Regions from separate parts of the Homo sapiens genome. Here region 2 is linked to region 1. A link is a loop called in an ENCODE intact Hi-C map of the cell type or tissue named here. Cell type or tissue: ovary. All regions are shown on one strand. Links, peaks and the distances in the headings refer to the core of each region. The heading gives the core; the rest is flanking DNA.

Evidence for each region. Hi-C counts contacts between places; a loop is a spot of excess contacts. Peaks named below come from ENCODE experiments on the same cell type or tissue, not always from the same donor. Only the 100,000 strongest peaks of a DNase experiment are listed, where the experiment ranks them.
Region 2: it touches region 1 in a loop (2.5-fold over the local background); 4 of 110 quality-filtered maps call a loop at or near these places.

The regions. Positions count from the first base shown.
Region 1 is chr1:196,646,478-196,657,078 of GRCh38, reverse strand. It overlaps CFH (complement factor H), which reads right to left and starts at 5,036. Exons shown (of 22, transcript NM_000186.4): 1 at 4,904-5,036. The coding sequence starts at 4,961. In ovary, for the core only: a CTCF peak has its summit at 5,018; no DNase peak of the experiment used is centred there; H3K4me3 peaks cover 3,153 bases; H3K27ac peaks cover 2,853 bases.
Region 2 is chr1:196,604,591-196,615,191 of GRCh38, reverse strand. KCNT2 (potassium sodium-activated channel subfamily T member 2) reads left to right here and starts at 6,752. Exons shown (of 28, transcript NM_198503.5): 1 at 6,752-6,977. The coding sequence starts at 6,883. RefSeq lists an enhancer at 5,901-6,417. In ovary, for the core only: a CTCF peak has its summit at 5,890; DNase peaks (open chromatin) are centred at 5,881, 6,231 and 6,541; H3K4me3 peaks cover 1,797 bases; H3K27ac peaks cover 2,274 bases.

The DNA.
Region 1 (10,601 bases), core at 757-8,756:
TGGAAGCTGCAGTGAACTATGATCGCACCACTGCACTCCAGCGTGGGCACTCCAGCCTCAGGCAACAAAGCGAGATCCTGTCTCAAAACAAACAAACAAACAAACAAACAACTTAACAGTGAAAAGAGCAAGAAGAAAATTCCAGAACCATAAAAAGCAGATAGGAGAATAGACGATAGTCACATGAAGTTGGATAGAATAACAAGTATGTCATAATTAGAGATAAAACAAGATACTATCAGAACATGGGTTGAAATTCCACAACTTTCTTGAAATGTGTATTTGAATAGCTAATTTCTAATGCCAGTTATTGTTCCAGTCACAAAAAACGAACTCAGCCACAAAGAGACAGTACAATTAGGACCCTGAAAATAGAGAAAAAAAAAAAAAAACGCAACACACATTGTACCAAGTATTACTAAGTAGTACTTGTGGAAGTTAAAGTGATGGAAAAATGAATGAGCGAAAGAACAGATGAGTAACAATGAAACTATCTGGAAGCCTTTCCATTATATCTGTAGATTATGGACAGCCTGTGGAAAAAGCGTAGTAGACAGTAGTGACTAGAAAATATAAGAGAAGACAAGGTGATAACTGTTTAGTGCACTTAAAACTCTGTTGCAAGAACCCAGGAAACTCTAACATTTGTAATTCCATTGTACATCTGACCTATGTGTCCTAAGCTTAAATTTATGTTACAGTTCAGGAGTTTCTGAAAGAATATTGCTTTTTCCTTTTCTTTCTTTCTTTCTTTCTTTTTTTTTTTTTTCTTTTTGAGATGGAATCTCCCTCTGTCGCCCAAGCTGAAGGGCAATGGCATGATCTCAGCTCACTGCAACCTCCGCCTCCCTGATTCAAGCAATTCTCCTGCCTCAGCCTCCTGAGTAGCTGAGATTACAGGCACGCGCCACCACGCCTGGCTAATTTTTGTATTTTTAGTAGAGATGGGGTTTCACCATTTTGGTCAGGCTGGTCTCGAACTCCTGACATGGTGATCCACCCACCTGGGCCTCCCAAAGTGTTGGGATTACAGGTGTGAGCCACCATGCCCGGCCTGGAAGAATAATCACTTTTCTATCTATTACATTTCCAGTTAACAAGGTTTATGAAAAACTTGGCTAAGTTAAAATGTCAGAAGAAATAAAAGTGTTCTGTCAAATGTTTTTTCTTTCCTTTTTATTGTTTCATTTTTTGATGTTCAGTTACTTTATTTCCTCTGAGCTATCTTTTTATGACTCCTTATAATTTTAAGCTAAAATGCAATACTTTTTTGTCAATTACATCATCCCCTTTCCATGTACTATGGTTTTGTGAAGAAATGGGTAAAGTACACGTTAGTTAACTGAGCACGGGATAGATTGGGTGGCAGAATCTCAAAGGCCTAGGCAGGTGGGGGATGGTGTGTGTGGGGAGGAGGAGAAGGCATAACTGGGAAGAATGAAAAGTGGCAAAAGACTGCAGAATAAACAATCGAGGATTAAGCAAATAAAAGTGGGTCAATGTAGACTGGCTCAGATCTTAGAAACCAAAGGCCACACATGAAGAACATTTACCAATCTGCTTTTGAACTTATATTTGGGAACTTACTTCTACCTAAGAATAATTTTAGTTAGCAATACTTAGATATTTCATTTTTAGTTTAAATTATATGTAGGCAAAAGAGTAGCATATGCATTCCCAGGATATGCCTAAATTTAAAATAAGCAAAGCTTGCCTTGGCAGACGTCTCAGGCTCGTGCCATTTCTGTGGGCATTTTCTCTACCCCTTCTCTTATAGCACTCACTATAGCACTTCAACCAGCAGATCTGTCCTACCTGGGAAAACCCCATCTTCCAGAATCACTTTGTTCTATTCTTATCCTCATCAACATCCATTTCTACCCTCCCCCGCCCACTGAAATTGTTTCAGGGAAGTTGTCAGATGATAATAATTCAAAGTAAATTATGAATAATACTAAATTTAACTATCCTAAAATATGTATTCAGTGTATTTGTCATTCCATGTAAATGACAGATTGGTTGAAATTATAGTAATATTAATATCAACACGTAAAGTATTTTAGGAGGAGATGAGATATTGAAGCCAATTGGGCCATCGCACAATTTAAATCACACCATATAGATAAATACACATACTACTATCTCTGAAAATATGGGGGTTTGGGGGAGCAAAGGGGAATTCTTATTTATCACACTGAAATTCAAACATACAATTTAGGATTTTAGACCACTATTCTCCTTTCTCTGACTGTAATGGAATCCATCAATCTCTGATCTATAAAGTCTTCTGGGACCTGAAATAACGTTTCTGCACTCTAAATCTCCAGGATTAAAAAACATGTCTCCCAAACAACACAGCCAGTATTTACTTGAACATGTTTCAGTAGAGTTTTAATTTATTCACTTTAATCATCTTGGAATTTCTGGGCTGTGGCCTAATTTCATATAGTACACAATTGTTAGACCCTAAATCTAAAAAATCTGCTTGGTCATAATATATTCAAAACCTTGGTCATACTATATTTCAAAAAGGTGAAATTAGGTGGTACGATTGAGAAACTGTTATTTTAAACTTTGTCCTGTAAATCTGACCCAATTCTTAGTAGCCTGCAGTGACCCCCTGAGCCAGACTGTTAAAACAAGGAGGCAATTAACGTTCCTACACAATTGGAAATGTTATTGTAGACAATATATTGCATTAGAAAGGTTCTATGTAGTACCCAATATATTAAAAAAAGAAAACAAATAGAAAGCTGAAATTACAAATTATTCCTGCTGGCTATAATTCTTTCTTAGTAATGAATAGTGTTTTTTTTGAAGAAAGTTCACTCTTAACAGAGCAGAAGTAATGCTAAAATGTTATGCTGTTGAATAAAGCAGATTGTGATAGTATTCAAACTATCTTCTCAATTTGGTATTCAGTATTCAATGTGGAAAATATAAACAGAAGCAAATATTGAAATATATGTGAGTATTTTTCATGATCAAAGCTACTCTGTTAAGTAAAAATTTTTTAGATATGGTAGATTAATAGAACTGATGGACATCTCGAACTAGTTTAGTTTCAGAGAGTATTTGGGAAACAAGGAATAAATTAGGAGTCTGATATCCACTGAAAATTCATGTAGTTTTTCTCCATTGGCTTTTGCATTACATGTGCTTTTATGAAAATTATGAGGCTGGCCTAAGCATTGCTTTAAATACAAAGTTGTGCTTTATCTTTTAGGAAATAATCAGATTTATATCATTTTCACCATAACATATATAGTGCCGATGTTCAATTCACCAGTAGAAACTGATACCACATTTAAACACACATTGATGAAAAATAAAATAAAAGTGAAACAAGTCAGCAATAATCAATTATGTAAATAAGATGTTTAAATCACTATTGTTTAATTATCACATATACTTTGATGTACTCTATTTTAATAATATTTCAAATTCAACTTTTTAATAACTTAAACTGTTTATTAAACTTGCCATTGATTCTTGATTTTAAAGATTAGAAATAAAACAAATCTCCCTTATATGACAAATGGTATCTATGTAAAACTGGAGCAAACAGTATGTAGGTATGAAACGTTAGAAACATTCCCATAAATTTAGTAAGAAAAGACAGAAATATTTACACAAAGAAACAGAAAAAGATGTCTTTTACAATAGGTAATATTGACATTGTTCTGGAACTGTTTGTAAATACAAAAAGGTTTCATTTTAAAATACTAATTATAATATTTATATGTACAAGGAAATAATTGTTTTCTTCATTTAAAAAGTGGCTACATATAAAGTTTACAAGCCAAAGAACAAGCAATAACATTAGAAAATATAACTGAAAATAATTCAACCTTTCAAAAGGTATTAAACATATTTGAATATTTTTTAAATTACCAAAGTGTATAACTATAAGAATATATCTGCTTTTATTTTCTAGATTGGAAGACTGAAACAGAGATTTGTATTATTTGCTAATATTCTTCAGTTCCTAGAGGCTATGTAATGGTCACTCAATCAAAATTTCTTTACTAAGTGAAAAGATTTTAGAAATTATGAATAATATGTAATTCATTCAGTTTAAAAATGTTTACCAAATATCTATCACATAACTGGTTACCTATCAAAAACTAGGAAAGCAAACCTCCTCCAAGAATAAGCTTTTTAATCTATCAAGAAGCAGTGATATAATTAAATTTTATTATGAATCCAGAAATTGTCTTACTGAGGTCAGAAAAAAACTCCTACATTCATATTCACTACTCCAAAAGACTGCTCTTCAAGAATATATGTTATATACAACTACAGGAAAAAAATCTCTATTGAACAACTTAACTGTTACAAATATTGTATATTCAATTGGGTTTCAAATTTATATAATATTTTTATTCTGATAATACAAGTAATACTTGTCTACAAGAATTCTAAGGTCATGACAATATCAGTTGTAAATGATAAATGAATTTTTATTTAGGAAGAGTTAAAATCATATTTGAAATAAATCTAATCATTATGATTTGATGGCTTTTATTGACTATGTATATTCACATCCTTCTTAATGCTTTCACATAATACATTTTGGTTATACTCCTAAGCAAAAAAGTAAATTACATTTTATGATAATTACAAGGGAAATGATTATTCCAGATCATAGTTTTTCAGAAATGTTTATTAAAACATTTTATTCTATTTTATATTAAATATAATTATGATGAATATTTAGATATACCATTCAAATAAGGTTCTTACATTTTTTAAACTCAACAATGTCAAAAGCCACTCAATTGTCAAGTTACAGAATACTTAAGCACATTTTCTAAATCAAATTTTTATTACTCCTGTGAAAAGCATCATTAGCAAATGTTTCATAATACAGTTTTCAGAAAAGAGTCTCTTTTAATCTTACCTTCTGCTACACAAATAGCCCATAACATAAGGCAAATAATCTTTGCTAGAAGTCTCATTTTTTGGATCTTTTAAGAGGACATTTACCAGCTAACTCTGTTCACAACGTCCAGTTCTCCTCTTCCAAGAATTGTGATTAGTGCAGGAAAGAACTTGCTGCAAAAGGAAGTTGAAACTAGATGCTCCGCCTATCAGAAACTTTTGCAAAGTAAATAAAAAATCAACCACAAGCCACAAGCCCAGAAATGCCAGAAGTTAAACCCAATTCTCACTGCACTCCCACTAAATGTTAATGCTGTGACCGGCTCTTGGACTTTTTCTTATTAAGCTAGGGAAATTCTCCGTTGGAAAATGTTCATGTTCTTGGTATGTGCAAATCAGCAGCTGGTGATATCCTCTGGATTTCATAAACCCTTCAATTATTCAAACTCTATTCGGGTCTATTGTGTATAAACCTCAGAACAGGAAATAAGAGAAACTTTAAAAGAAATCACATACAAAACTTTGGTTTAGGCAATGTTTTCACAATCAGCACCCAGACAATGTGTACAAACTTTGCCAAGAATGCAGTGCTTGATGAATTTGGGGGTCTGCTTTTCTAGCAATTTATGAAATTAGTTTTCTAAATACTTTTTGTATATGTGTATGAAGCAACTGGCTCACTCTCATTTGACGTAAATAGGTTTAATAATCCAAAAATCAACAAATTGAAATGCTGATTTTTAAAACTTTGTATTGTAGTGTAATATGTATAAGGAAAACATAAATCATATGCTGGATATTGAGAAGGTAAAGATACCTGTGAAACCACCACCAAGGTCAAAACACTGAACATTATTACATCCCAGAAAACCCCAGTACTCCTTTTCAGTCAATACGCCTCTCAACCCTCTCCCACACCCCCCACACACAGAGACCACGATTCTGATCTTCAAGAACATGGAATATATTTGTCTGGCTTTTGTACTTTGTATAATGAAAAAGAAGCAGTTTATTCTTATGTTTAGAGTTTTTCACCAAAAATTGTGTTTGGACCATTCAAACACATTGTTAGATGTAGTTACAGATAGTTCATTCTTATTGCGATTTAATACTCCACTTTTTGAATAGTTCACATTTTATTTATCTGTGTGCCTGTTAGTGAGCATTTGAGCAGATTTTAGTTTGGAGCTGGTATGAATAGTGCTGCTATGGGCCTTATATTATGAGGTTTTTGGTAAACACAATCCACATTTCTGGTAAGTGCATACTTGGTAGTGAAACACTGGGACATAATTTATGTTTAGGTGTAATGGATAAAATTAGACAATTTTCCAAATGGATTATAACACTTGACATCACTTGACATTTCTATCAGCAGTGTCCAAGTTGCTCCATACCCTCAGAGATACTTGGTAATTTTAATCCTTGTAATTTTAGCTTTTCTGGTAACACAAAGCAATAATTCTCCGTGGTTATAATATGAATTTTCCTGATGACTAATTGAAATGTGAGAGATCCCTGATTCCCCTTGAAGGACATGCAACAGGTGTGCGGCTTGCCAGTTAGGTCGCCCTGCAGCTCAAACCCCTTACGGGGAGGGGGAGCACACAGATGCACCGGTGCGGGAACCGGAGTGAGCGCTTTCGGGCTCTGGCCTCACAGCAGCATCTAGGGGTGGGTGTCTGCGATTTCCGAAGCCCAAGTGGGCGTATGTTACAGTGTGCTCCTTTAGCTTTGCCATCTGCAAATGGTTTATGTGTTAATCAGCTCAACAAACCCTCTTCCTTATCTCATGGGTAGTGGGACAGTGAAATAGCCCTCTATATCCCCAGCTGTTGCCCAGTGTCCCAAAAGAATCGGATCACACGGGGGCTCGAGGGATGAGGGCAACTTTTTATTGAGTGGTGGAGGTGGCTGTCAGCAAGATGGAGTGGGAAGGTGACCTTCGCCCAGTGTCAGGCCTCCCAGTGGCCAGACTCTTCTCCACCCGTCCCTGGCCAAACTCCCCTCGGAGTCCAGATGTCCCTCCTCTCTTTCTCTGCTGTGTCATTCTGCCATCGCAGGCCTGTTTGTCGGCTTGCCTCTCCGTCTCCTCACTTGTAGGTCTCTTCTGGAGCTTGGAGTTTGGGATTTATATGGGGGTACGACAGCGGGGCATGGCGGGCCAAAAGGCAACTTTTTGGGTGTGAAACCTGAAATGCCTGTCCTCATTTAGGGCCACAGGTCTTCAGGCTTGAGGGTGGGGCCTTTGCTTGGGGACCACCCTCTTCTACCCAGTATTTCCCTGTCTCCTGCCCTTAACATGAAGTTGAGAAACTTTCCTGTGGTAACTGGTCATTTAGATACCCTCTTTGGTAAAGGTTCTATTCAAATCCTTTGCATATTTTTTTCTTATTGAGTTGTTTGTCTTTGACTTATTGGAGTGTAGGAACTGTTTATATATAATTACTTATATATTCTAGATATGAAAATAATCTTATTAATATGTATTATAAATACCTTCTTCCAGTCTGTGGGTTTTCTTTCTATTCAGTATTACATGTCTTTTATAATAATAAAAAGAATTCCTTAATTTTAAAATAGAGCAAATTTTCAATTTTTTTCTATGACTAGTGCATTATGTGTCCTATTTAATGAAAGCTTGCCTAGTCCTAGAACACAATGCTTTTCTTCTAAAAGAATTATTTTATCTTTCACATTTAAGACCTTTAGAACAACTGTAATTGTCTTTTGTGTATAGCATAATAAAAAGCTCCAGATGCATTTTTAAAATAGAGATATCCAATTGTTATAGCATTATTCAACGAAAGTATCATTCTTTCCTCTGTACTGACATGCTTTCACCTTTGTCATAAGTCAGGTGCTGGATATGTGTGGGTCTATATCACCAAGCTCTTCTTACTGTAATAGTTTATTTTTAAAACTTTTCTAAAGTGTAAATTTCTGGGAACTTTGGCTTTCTAGTTATCTTTTAAATTGATTTCTTTTTTAATTTCATATTCTAAATAATTACACTGTTTTAAAATTTGATGAGTCTTTCTTTATGGCCCATTATAGTCAAAATTCTACCTATGTCAGTAGGTCAAGTTTGTAATTTGTTAAAATCTTTTGTATTTTTATTATGTTTTTGTCTGATTATTCCATCAGATATTGAAAGGGTGTATTACATCTCCCATTATAAATGTGGATTTGTGTATTTCCCTGTTTAATGCTGTGAATCTTTATATATTTTAGGGCTATGATGATGCTTGCATACGTATTTAGAATTGTGATATCCTTCTTTTGCATTGGTCATTTTCTCATATTAAATGGCCCACCCTAACTCTAATTTTGCTTCCAATGTGAATTTTACATTTTATTTTATTTTTATTTTTATTTTTGTAATAAAAATATAAGGAATAAGAGTTAGACTTAGTCATTTGTTCTGAGAAAAATAAGAAATAAAATAGCATGGATATATGAATAATCAAGCAAATTCGAATTCTGAACTATCATTCTGAAGTTTAATTTGATTTAACTGATAACACATATGTTGACATACTAGATCATTTAAACTTCTTCTTTATTCCTTCCTTAGTTTTATCTGTTTGAGTATGAATCCAAACATTTTACCTGGGGCTTAAATTTCCAATAGTGGTTTCTATTCTAATAGCAATATTATCACTTGGAGAGTATTCCAGAAACTTACTAAGATTAATATTATTGAGTGTTAATTATATACCAGGCACAGATCTAAGCACATTTATTCAATACTTAATGCAACACAATGAAATGGGAGACTATTACTCTTTCAAAGGTATAGATGACTGAACTGAACCACAGAACATTTTAGCAACTCCCTTAAGGTCACAAGACATTGCTGGAGCCAGGTATCAAATCCAGTGGTCTGTGTTTAAAATATGTGTTTAAAAATATAGTAAAATATTCACATATGTACTCTAGTGTATGCTTCACATTTATTTATTTTACAATTATGCATATACTGTAAAAGTATTGAAGGTACACACACACATATATATGTTTGTGGATAATTTAAAGTACATACAGGAATGATTTTGCTATACAAATCTTCACCTAATTTGCAATTGTTGAATGTAAAATGCCACTCTACTATCCAAGTAGAAATAATCCTCTTGAATTAATTTCAACAAATATCTTTCAGATGTATTATTTTTACTATTTTTTCTTTATCCTACCTTTTTTCAAAGACTGATGGCTAACGTCAATTGAGTGTTTTTGTTTCCCTTTTTTCATCAATACTTTTCAAAACTACAAAAGTCTATTATAAAGAAATTCAGAACATAAGAAAATTAGCAACATATTATGCCTTAAACTCATAAAATTATTATGTAGTATTAGATTACCATTAGAAAGACCAGATAGTAAATAGTTAACTATTAATACTAAGATTAAACATGAAATGGATCCAATTTATTTTCAATATTCATGTTGGCACATTCTCAGCAAATACATACTATGTATATTTGGACATTAAAAATTTAGAAGAGTAAGGATATAAATTTGTATTAGAGAAAAATCCATATTTAAAAAATTAGAAATAGTTAATATCTATGCTAAGTAACAAATGACTGTTATGATTAAAATTTTCGAAGGAAGTTTACAAGAAAGAGAAATTACTGAACACTGGTTTTGATCAGGGATGATTTTAAGAACACTTGGATATTACACTGTAGTTTAAGGGAAGAGTACCACTGAGACTGTGAAGAATAGGAAAGTGTGGGGACTAATCTAGAATTAATGAGAAGACTCACATTGGAGCAGTGGTTTTGCACAAGGAAATTGTGGAAGAAGTAAAAGGAGCTTTAAATGAGGAATGGTTTGAATTCCAGATCAAAAACTTGCAAATTATTTTACAGGCAATAAAGAATCTTTGATAGATCTAATTGAGGAAGAAATGTAAGTCATGCATTATTTAAGTAATGGTGCTTTGGCGGTTGTATTAAAATAGATGGAGGAAAAAGGACTCAGAGAAATGACAAATTAAATAAATTACTGAATGAATTCATAATACAACTATTACACAGCATCTCAATGTAAAGAAAAAGGGTAAAAACTAATATTTATAACAGAGCTTGATTTTTCTATGAAGCTAATGAAGTCTAAGCTTCAGGGCTCCTAATTTGAACAGACACCATCAAGGACCTGAGCTGGCCCTTAATAACGTTTCTGCATGGTCATCTATTTTTGTAAAAAATTGAAGAGAATTAATCTCTTAATTGCAAGAGAATGAACGGCTGTCTCTCTTATTCTATGCTGATTTCCCCTTCATTGCATTTCCACTGATTCAGTTGACATTACAGTTTCAGGCATTTGAAGGATGCAAGAAAAAGTTACACATAGAATGCTATTAGTTTGAGATTTATGTGGTATATTTTACAGTCTCAATTAAATATAATTTGATAACTGATGGTCCTCCAAGTGTAAGAATGGCTTCCAGGAATACTCCTACCACCCCTGTGCCAAATCAATTTGCATCATAACACAAAACTTCAGTGTCTGAAGACAGCACATATGAATATGCCCGACACCAGAAGTCTATGTGTAGTGAAGGAGAAACAAGATTAAAAAGTATAAAGACTATGATCAGCTGTGTAAAATTTTAAGTGGATGATTCCATTCTCATTGATTCTTCTCCTAGTAAAAATGAAAACTTGCTCAAGTCATTCACAATATATTGGCATCAATAACAATACCAT
Region 2 (10,601 bases), core at 916-8,915, 42 kb after region 1:
TGGGAGAAGTTGAATTCCCGTCGGTTTTGCTCCCACCTCTCCATTCATCCTTCTCCCTAGTGGTCTTTGGGCTCAGTCTCTACCCACCTCTTCTTTCATAGTGTAAGAACCAGGTGCATTTATCCTTCCTCAATTTCAACAGCCACCTACATGTTGAGCGTTCCCAGTTTTGTATCTCTGGAAAAATATTTGCTCTTGATATTCAGACCCATATATTCAAACCCTCGGGAATTCTCCATTTGACCTTTTGCAAATGGTTCAAAGCAAAATCATTTTCTCACTCAAACCTACTTCTGTATTTCCCTCTCATCCAACAGTAATACCCTCCACCTACTTACTAATCCCAGAAGCCTAGGAATTATCATTGATTCTTCACTCTCCATTAAGTTTTACAATCTCTCCATTACTATCCCATCAATTCTGTCATTTTAATTTCTTATAAATCTGTTGTTTGATTTCATGTGCATTGTCACCACTGCCTCATTTCAGACAATTGACATATCTCTACTAAAATACTGTATAGCTCATAAATGGTCTCCTTTCTTACATTCTTGTCCCACCAATCACTTACCTACACTGCTACCACAGTGATCTTTCCAAAGCATGAATTGGGCTTTGCCACTTACCTGCTTAAAATCCTTAAAAGATTCATCATTGTCCTCAAAATAAAACCCAACCTTGTTGGCATAGTACACAAGGCTCTTCTGATATGGTTGTTAATAAATGAAGGTGCCAATCTTGCCTTTTTTTCACCCTCCTTCTTTGACTCCTTCTCACCCAAACTCATGCCCCTGCTCAAAGTCTATGAAGCTTTTGCATTTGCTGGATCCACCCATGCTTTCTCATTGCTGTCATTTGTGCCTGTATACTTTACTTGCTGCTACTTTTGCCTCCACCTTACTCACCCAATTTTTTATTCTTCAGTATAGATATCAGCCTCTACAGACAGCCTTCCCTGATTTTCCAAAACTGGAATCATGTGTCATTATGTGCTCATTAGCAGCACAGCGGCCTGTACTAATCACTATTGAGGCTTATTATATTCTAGTTTATCTGCTGGATTCTCTGTCTCTCAGCACTTACTTACCCTCACTCATTAGACTACAAAAAGTTCAATTCATAGTAACCACTTAATACATTTTTATTGATAAAAAATAGTAGATTGGTATAAAAGAGACTTGGCATAAAACAAAAACAAAAACACAACAAATAAACCAACAAAAAGAAACCCATAGTAGAACATACAACCACCTTCATAGAGATATTATGTAGCTTAATGATGCTGTTTGAAGGTATGTGGATTATCGCATCTTCTGCCTACAAAGATGAAGTATCTATAAGTGGGTAGCCTAATATATAGTAAGTTTCTTATCTTTTTAAATTTTATTTTCAAATAGTAGTTACAGGGCTATGTAGACATAATCATTGACAACTTTAGGAATTTTATCATAAAAATGACATATGTGATAGACACATATTTTGAGTTTTGGGTAAAAATCCCCATCATATTCTATGAATGCAACTGTGTTCATTACACATTTATGAGCTCATCACAACTTAATTATCAATAAGGTGTTAAAATTGTTAATTAAATTATTCTTCACCCTTGGGAATGAATCTTTTCTTTTTGTGTTAAAACATCAGTATAATCAATCAGTGTATTGGAAACCAGAGATTTTTAAAACACGAATGTTTTTATTAAAAAAGAAGGAGAAATGAGAAGGTATCACATATGTTTTCTAGAAAATAAAAAGAATAAAATTTCTAAAACCAGGAAGCCATTCTCCTTAATCTTCATTTTTTAAATACTTACTCTACCCCATTGGCATAATCATTCAGGACATTTTACAAAGTTCTTTTTTCTTAGTGTGGGGCAATCTCCTCTGTTGCTCTAACTTACACTAGATGTTGATTAGAAGATTTAAGAACATCAGTGAGTAAGATACAAAATTGCAATGTTCAGAACTAAGTTTAAAATTGTTTCCAAAAAGCAAATCTCAAGTCATAGTAGAATAAAACATAGAGAAAGGAAAGGCTCTATGAGGTAGGCAATTAAAAGAGCACAGTGAAAAAGGGAAACAAAGGTAAAAAGAGTGAAAGAGGAAAATACATTTTAACAGCAGGAAATGACATGACATGACAAGAAAAAAACGAATGAAAGAGTAGAAAGACAGATGGGAGAAACAGAAGTCAAAATTAACGACAAAAAAGAAAAAGTACACCTACAGAAGACTGAAAAAAAAATACAAGGAGCAAAATGATCTTCCAATTATAAATGTGTTTCAATGCCCAAATATTGCTATATTTTAAAAAATGCCAGAATAGCTGTATTAGTCTGTTTTCATGCTGTTGATAAAGACATACCTGAGACTGGGAAGAAAAAGAGGTTTAACTGGGCTTACATTCCACATGGCTGGGGAGACCTCAGAATCATGGAGGGAGGTGAAAGACACTTACATGGCACTTACATGGCACTTACATGACAGTGGCAAGAGAAAATGAGGAGGATGCAAAAGGGGAAACCCCTGATAAAACCATCAGATCTCATGAGACTTATTTGCTACCATGAGAACAGTATGGGGGAAACTGCCCCCAGGATTTAAATTATCTCTTACTAAGTCCCTCTCACAACACATGGGAATTATAGGAGTACAATTCAAGATGAGATTTGGGTGGGGACACGGAGCCAAACCATATCATTCCACCCCTGGCCCCTCCAAATCTTATGTCCTCACATTTCAAAACCAATCATGCTTTCCCAACAGTCCCCCGAAGTCTTAACTCATTTCAGCATTAACCCAAAAGCCCACAGTCCAAGGTCTCATCTGAGACAAAGCAAGTCCCTTCCACCTATGAGCCTGTAAAATCAAAAGCAAGCTAGTTACTTCCTAGATACAATGGGGTACATGTATTGGGTAAATACACCCGTTTCTAAATGGGAGAAAGCTGCCAAGGTTTGGGGTTTGCACCCTCTGAAACAATCAGCTGAGCTGTACGTTGGCCCCTTTTGGCAATGGCTGGAGCAGCTGGGATGCAGGGCACCAAGTCCCTAGGCTGCATACAGAATGGGGACCCTAGGCCTGGCCTATGAAACCATTTTTCCCTCCCAGGTTTCCAGGTCTGTGATGGGCAGGGCTGCCATGGAGACCTATGACATGTCCTGGAGACATTTTTCCCTTTGTCTTGGGGATTAACATTTGACTCCTTGTTACTTATGCAAATTCCTGCAGCCAGCTTGAACTTTTCCTCAAAAAACGGGTTTTTCTTTTCTACTGCATTGTCAGGCTGCAAATTTTCTGAACTTTTATACTCTGTTTCCTTTTTAAAATTGAATGCCTTTAACAGCACCCAAGTCACCTTTCAAATGCTTTGCTACTTAGAAATTTCTTCTGCCAGATACCCTAAAATCATCTCTCTCAAATTCATAGTTCCACAAATCTCTAGGGCGGGGCAAAATGCCGCCAGTCTTTTTGCTAAAACATAACAAGAGTCACCTTTACTCCAGTTCCCAACAAGTTCCTCATCTCCATCTGAGACCACCTCAGCTTGGACTTGATTGTTCATGTCATTATCAGCAATTCTGTCAAAGCCATTTAACAAGTCTCTAGGAGATTCCAAACTTTTCCACATTTTCCTCTCTTTTTCTGAGCTCTCCAAAGTGTTCCAATCTCTGACTGATACCCAGTTCCAAAGTCGCTTCCATATTTTTGGGTATCTTTTCAGCAATGCCCACTCTACTGGTACCAATTTACTGTATTTGTCTATTTTCACGCTGCTGATAAAGACATGCCCGAGACTGGGAAGAAAAAGAGGTTTAACTGGACTTACAGTTGTTCCACATGGCTGAGGAGGCCTCAGAATCATGATGAGAGGCTAAAGGTCCTTCTTACATGGCGGTGGCAAGAGAAAATGAGGAGCATGCAAAAGCGGCAACCCTTGATAAAACTATCAGATCCCACGAGACTTATTCACTATCATGAGAACAGTACGGCGTATATTACTGCCTTGATTCAAATTGTCTCCCACCGGGTCCCTCCTGCAACCCATGGGAATTATAGGAGTACAATTCAAGATGAGATTTGGGTGGGAACACAGAGCCAAACCATATCAATAGCATTTCCTATAATACATTATTCTTCTAATTTTCTTAAGTTTATAGTAAAAAAAATTCACTTGGACAATTTCAAGACACACCAGAGAATCAAAATATCATCAATGTGGTAGTTTCCAATTGGTTGCCCTGAGCACATTACTTTGTATAGTTTGTATCCATAATGGCACACAGTATTAGCTGAGTAGGTTTTTTCTTATTTATTTATTTTTAATGTACTATTTGTTCTCTCCTAAACTTTTATCTGAGTATTTGGAAGCCAAATGACTAAGATTTTCACAAAAGGTAAAATAGAGGCACATAGCTTTCTTTTAAGTAAAATGTTACTTTACCCTCTAACCTCCAGCATCCCAGGACTAACAATCGATTGCTATTTTTTTTCTTTTTTCAGTGTCTTGATTTTTAGTCTGTTAATGATATGTAAATATTTCAGATTTTCTGTCATCCAAATAATACAGTTAGACTGTAACTATAAATATTAACTTGGAACATTACAAATAAAATTAATAGAATCATTTTAATAGGAGATGATAAGGTCTAAAATATAAACCAGATCTCTCTCTCTATCTCTATCTGTATAAACTAATAATGTAGCAATATTACTTTCTTATTTAGCAAAGTAATTACAAAAGTTCGTGCTAAATTATGATTTCATAAACAAACACATACCACAGGAGTGCAAGCATGGATGGAAAAAAACATGCTTAATTTCCTAGATTTAATAGCTTTTAATGCAACTCCACACCTATTTGTTGAAATGTGGCTATTTTGAAGGTCCCGTGCTAGAGGCAGCTAAGCCACAGGGAGAGGGGAAGAGTTGAAAGAAAAACGCACAGATAATCGTATAGCGGGTCAGGTTATAGTAAGCATTCCAGGCAAAATACTCACATGGGTTATGAAGGGTTCAAACAAAGGGGTTCAAAGGAAGAAGACATCATAAGAAGCTGGAAAAACCAAGAAATCTAATGGAGGATATGTAATTTGAGATGGGTCTGGAAGGATGAGTAGGATTTTGAAGACAGAGACAAACAGTATGACTTTTATTTCAACTGCTATTCTTCAGGTTTCAGTAGTCATTGTATTTCATTTGATGTTACAAGTTTTGGTAATTTCTTCCTTCATTTCTAGCTTCTTAAATAAACCCTCTGCTACATGACCTCTACTGAGCATTAATCATGCCAAATTAATCACTATTTTCTGGATAAGCCAAATATTCTAAAAAATCCCTATGCCTCTACTCATACTATTCTCTCTGCTTGCTTCACCTTTGCTCTTTTCCCTAAAGTAGGCTGCGAACGAATATAGAAGGCTTGGTTCATTTTCAATGTCTTCCTTGACCCCCACCTCGAAGAAGTATGTGTACCTCACAGGTATTTCCAAATCCCTCTGTATGTTCTTTGATTATTGTCTCTCACATCGTATCCATTTATCAAGGAACAAGCTTGTTCCTCCACACAGAGCGGTTCTTAAGTAAGGGCAGGAGAAGCCATATGGTTATCCTCCGGCCCAGGCTGTCAGGTGGTTGGTATTCGGTCTGTATATACTCTGATGCAATCAGTTTTTGAAGGAAAGAACGGTAAGCGCAAATAGAACCATAGCTTGTGTAGCAGGGTTCATGTAAGCAGTGGTTCTTACTGAAAAACAGACCCTGTTCTCTCGGGCTCACTTCTTCCTCCGTGTGAACCACTAATAGGAGGGGACCGAAGGCTGAGGCCAGGCCACCTGGAAGCCCACAACGCTGCTAGTAGCAGCGACAGCAGTAACAGCAACTCACCACTGTAAAATCCTCAGTGCGTTTCCATGTGCTTTCCCTGTCATCTAAATGCTTCTCTTCAGCGGCCTAAGGTGGCCCTTCTTTTTCCCCGAGTTCAGGGAAACACCTCCCTTCTTTCAGAATGTGAGAAAAAAATGGGATTTTCCTGGGGCTGAGAGTGGGGATTCCCTTTCCAGAAACGTGCAATTTTTTCATCCCGCCCACCTGGACTGAAGGCAATCAAAGCGAGGGAGCTCGTGGCATAGTGGAACACTCCAAGCACCCTGGCCCCCCTCCTCCCAGAGAAGGGTCTGGAGCCCCGCAATCCGCTAATTAGCTCGCCCCCATTGGTTGTCCCCAAGGCACCCCCGTGCCGTCACTGTGCTATGCTAATGAGGGGGAGTCTCATTGGCTGGGCCTCCAGCTCCATCTCCACAGGGAGATTGCGGGGAGAGCCGGGTTGGCCGCGTCTGGGGCCGAAACCCACCGCCCCCGATTCCCGCCAGCTCAGGGCTGTGCCGGATGCAAGCCCGCCCGAGGGAACAGTAGCCGGGAGGCTGCCCTCTGGGAGGATCTGGCAACTGCCTTTAAGGAAAGTGCTTCACCATCAAGCGGCGCTCACTCCCACCCCTCTCCCCTCTTTCTAGGCACCGCGCGTCTTTTTCGGCGAAGTAACTTTTTATACCCGCCTCCCCCTAGTCCTGGGGACCAGAGGCGGTGCCGAGCCTGGGGGCGGTTCCTTGGCAGCGTTGATTCTTGTCAGAGCCAGACTTTTGCTCCTGGGTTGGGTTTGCATCATCCCCATTACACCCTCGGGAAAGAGGAGCCAGCCCCCTTTCAAGCCTTAGCTTCCGGCTCCAAGCGGACCCCCTCCCCCTCCCTGTCCCCTTCCCCTTCTCCCATCCCTCTCTCGGCCACAGCGTCTTGTTAGTCCTCTCCCTGTACTCCGCAATATTTTCTTTCTTTCTCCCTCCTCTCCTCCATTTGTTGTTTGATGTTTCCCACTCTTTGAGGAAGGATGGTTGATTTGGAGAGCGAAGTGCCCCCTCTGCCTCCCAGGTACAGGTTTCGAGATTTGCTGCTAGGGGACCAAGGATGGCAAAACGACGACAGGTGAGTGGTGTGGTGGAGGATTGTTCTGTAAATATTGCTGAAAAAGAGACGGAAATGGGAGGGCCGAAGTGGGGAAAGGAGGGAGAAAAGGAAAACGGAGCCAGAGAGGGAGACTAGGCTGGGGGAGGGAGTAAAAGAGACTCTGATTTGTCTCTCCATTTTGACTCTATATAACTGTTGCTATAGATAAGGAACTCTTTTTCTTTACACTTTTCTTATTCTTGCAAGGTATTTATTGCATTCATTTGGTGCTTATTCTTTTGTCTATCTGTGCTTTTCTAGGATGTGTATAAGGCTGGTATCAGAGGTACAATACACCCAAATGGTATGCAATATCATTTCCAGAAAATTTGCATTTTTTCCTTAGGTGTGGTTAATCAAACTCAAAATTGCATGCAAGTTGTTTGAAAAAGCACATTAGAAACTTAAAATCTCCTGAGTCTATTTACCTCCTCCTTGTCTGTGTTGTCTTGAGTAGGTATCTACTTGGCACTGGAAATTTTATGCTGTTTAAACATTTTGGAGTTTTAAGTAGACAATTGGTTTAAATATGTAACAGGTAGTTAGTGAAAATGACAACCTTTTTAATACAATATACTCACTTTGAACAGGTGACTCTGACCATTATGAATAATGATGTTTGTATAACATGATACAACCTTTTCATAACTAGTATATTTTTTTAACTGAAACAGAATATATGTCTCAAAATTAAAATTAAGTTTCAAAACTAGAATATTTATTGTTAGCAAAATATTGTTCATGTGTTTTATTTATAGCATTACTGCTTTGCACAAACTTCTGAAATTCCTCTGTCTATTTCTGTCTCAAGCACATTTTGTATTTCAGCGAATTTAGTATTTTCTGGAATAGTCATCCCATATATCACATGCCACATTTCTTTGTTTTAAAATAATACATGTATACTAACTAGGTTCTCAACTCAATTGAAATGTTTCATTGAAGTTTAGTTTAGTATTGATGTGCTATTTTAGTTATATAAAAGATCCATTATTGGTCCAATCCAAAATCCCCTCCTCATTCACCACTGACCAATACACTCTATTTCTTTTCTTCACCTTTTCAGCTCCCAATACCAACTCCTGTCTCTACACACTGAGGATTTTATCTTGAGCATCAATTATGGGCATCTTGTTTGGTCTCATATTAGTAATTTGAAAGGAGATGGATGTTTTGTAGAGGATATTTTGGTTCAATCTCTTTTTTAGGCAAAACCACACATATTGGCTAAAAATTTAAAGAAGTAATACCAATTTCTCAGTATTCTTGTAAAGTGTTTGGGTAAACTGAAGATAAAGAAAATAATTTTTAAGTGAATTTGTAATACAAATTGACATTTAGATAAACTGCATTAGCCTGGTTAAATGGCTTAGTAAGTGTAGCATGGTGTTCCTAGTGACTGAATGTATATTTAGTTCAGGACCTCAGGATCATTATATAGAATAGAAATCCTCTTTGTAGAAAGTGTGAGATAGATTAAACACATAAAGCACATACTTTGGTTATAGTGATGGTATTGTTGTTTGTTTGTTTTAAATATCATATCCAATATGTTAATTTTCATGTGGTTGCCCTCATTTTTCTAAGGATGCTGCAGAAATATTTTAGTAATTAAGAATTTTGGTTAGTTGAACACTGCCTAAATGGATCAGTGCCATATTAAAAAAGTTTTGCAGAATGGTTAAAATTTTATGTTCTATTAAAAGGTTATGCTAGCCCAACTTTAACTTAAAAAGCAGGCCACATTTACTACTAAAATAAGTTATTAAATATTTAAAACAATCATTCAACCATTTTTAAGGATTTGGCTACTTTTGTGGCTTCATGGAAAACTATTCTTTGGTTTTGGTTCCATTTGTTGTTAATCTTTGAAGGCAAGATACTTGGAATCAGAGAAACCCAGATTCAGTCCTTGGCTGTTTCCTTCACTAGCTGAGTGGCCTTGGGAAAGTCATTCAGCCATTATGAGATTCAGCAATATTATTTTTTATAATGGGAATTATACTGTCTACCTTATAAAACTGTGACAAGAGGAAGGATGGAGAGGCGCAGAACTAACATTTAGTTGGAAATAAGTACTCCCAAGTTCTTTTAACTGTGCGGTATGTTCTTTCTTAGTTAATCCTCAGACAAACTCTGAATAGCAGGCAATTATGTTAGGCACAAGGAAACTGAAATTTTGGTAAATTAAATACGTGTCTTGGATATTATATCTTATCAGTGTAAAGATAACTCTTCAGTTCAGTTTATTATTATTCAAATCCCTCAAGAAATTCTTAAGTTCTTTTCACTTAATTTATTTGAACTTATAAGAATAATTTACAGCACCTAGCATAGTTTAGGTGCTCATTAAATATTAGTTCCCTTCTTCACTTCTGATTTGCCCTTTGCAATCCTTTTTTTCTCCCTTTTCAGACTCCTAAGCTAATATGTGGTAGGTAAAGTCATCTTCCTTGTCTATAATATGGTGACAAATTCCTCTTTGCAATTACGCCTGGATAGCAATCTCATTCTACTCAGTTATCTTCTTGGACTCAATTCTTATAGAGTTGAGGAGGAAGCCCTCTTTCATGTAGGAGTAGGTAGATCATTTCCAACAACAGATACATTTAGTGCTCTGCCCATATTCTCAAAGCAACTTTCTTTGAACACCTCCTGCATGAGGTTTTCTCCCCACCACCAACCTCAGGTGCATCCAAGTCCTGCTTGGAGAACAAGCTGGAGTGTCACTGAGTAAATAGGCTGTTTCTGAATCAATACTTTTGCTTCCTTGCTCCTTAGCTTGGAGAATTCTGAAGCATGTTCTACACTGTGTCCAAAGGGACTGAGCTCCACTTGCCCGCAGTGATAACTGGCTTAATACTGAAAGCTTTATTGGCTTCTGTCTCTCTTCTCCCCTACTGGTATTTTATCTGTGATCAATTCCCAAATGAACTGCTTTTGCTGCAATCCTATCTCAAGCTTACCTTCTGGGAGAATCTGCATCAAGATAGCTGTTTTCTGGATGTAGAGAGCCACATCCTTGTAATGATGGGGGAATTGTGTTCCAAATGTAGGAGTATAAACACTTTCTACCTTGTTCCTCACTGTAAGAATTTCAAACTCCATCTTAGGTCATAGTTGACTGGCACATGAAAATGAATGAAGCATATGATAGATGCTCAAATGGGTGTTGTTAAAGACATAATATTGATGGGCCTATTAGGTGTAGGAAATGTGTATTCCATACCATAGATTTTCTGTGAATCAACTTTGGATAAGTAGGTCATCTAAATTTATATTGTGCCACCTTTTGTGTAGGTAAAAACACATACACATACACTGGCATAATGTACATGTAATGTATATAGTGTATATGTAACAGATATGCATTGCTTTTGTAATATATGTATTATAAAATATTGTATATTGTATGCTAAAATTGTATATTATGTAATGCATCATATATTACAAATATGTGATTAATAATATATATTATAATATATGTAATGAATAGATATGTCTTTGTATTATCTTTACGCCATCCTTAGATAATTGCTTCTCTCTCATTTGCACTCTGATATCCTTTTCTGAGTAGGACATATGGGAATAGGGTTAGACACA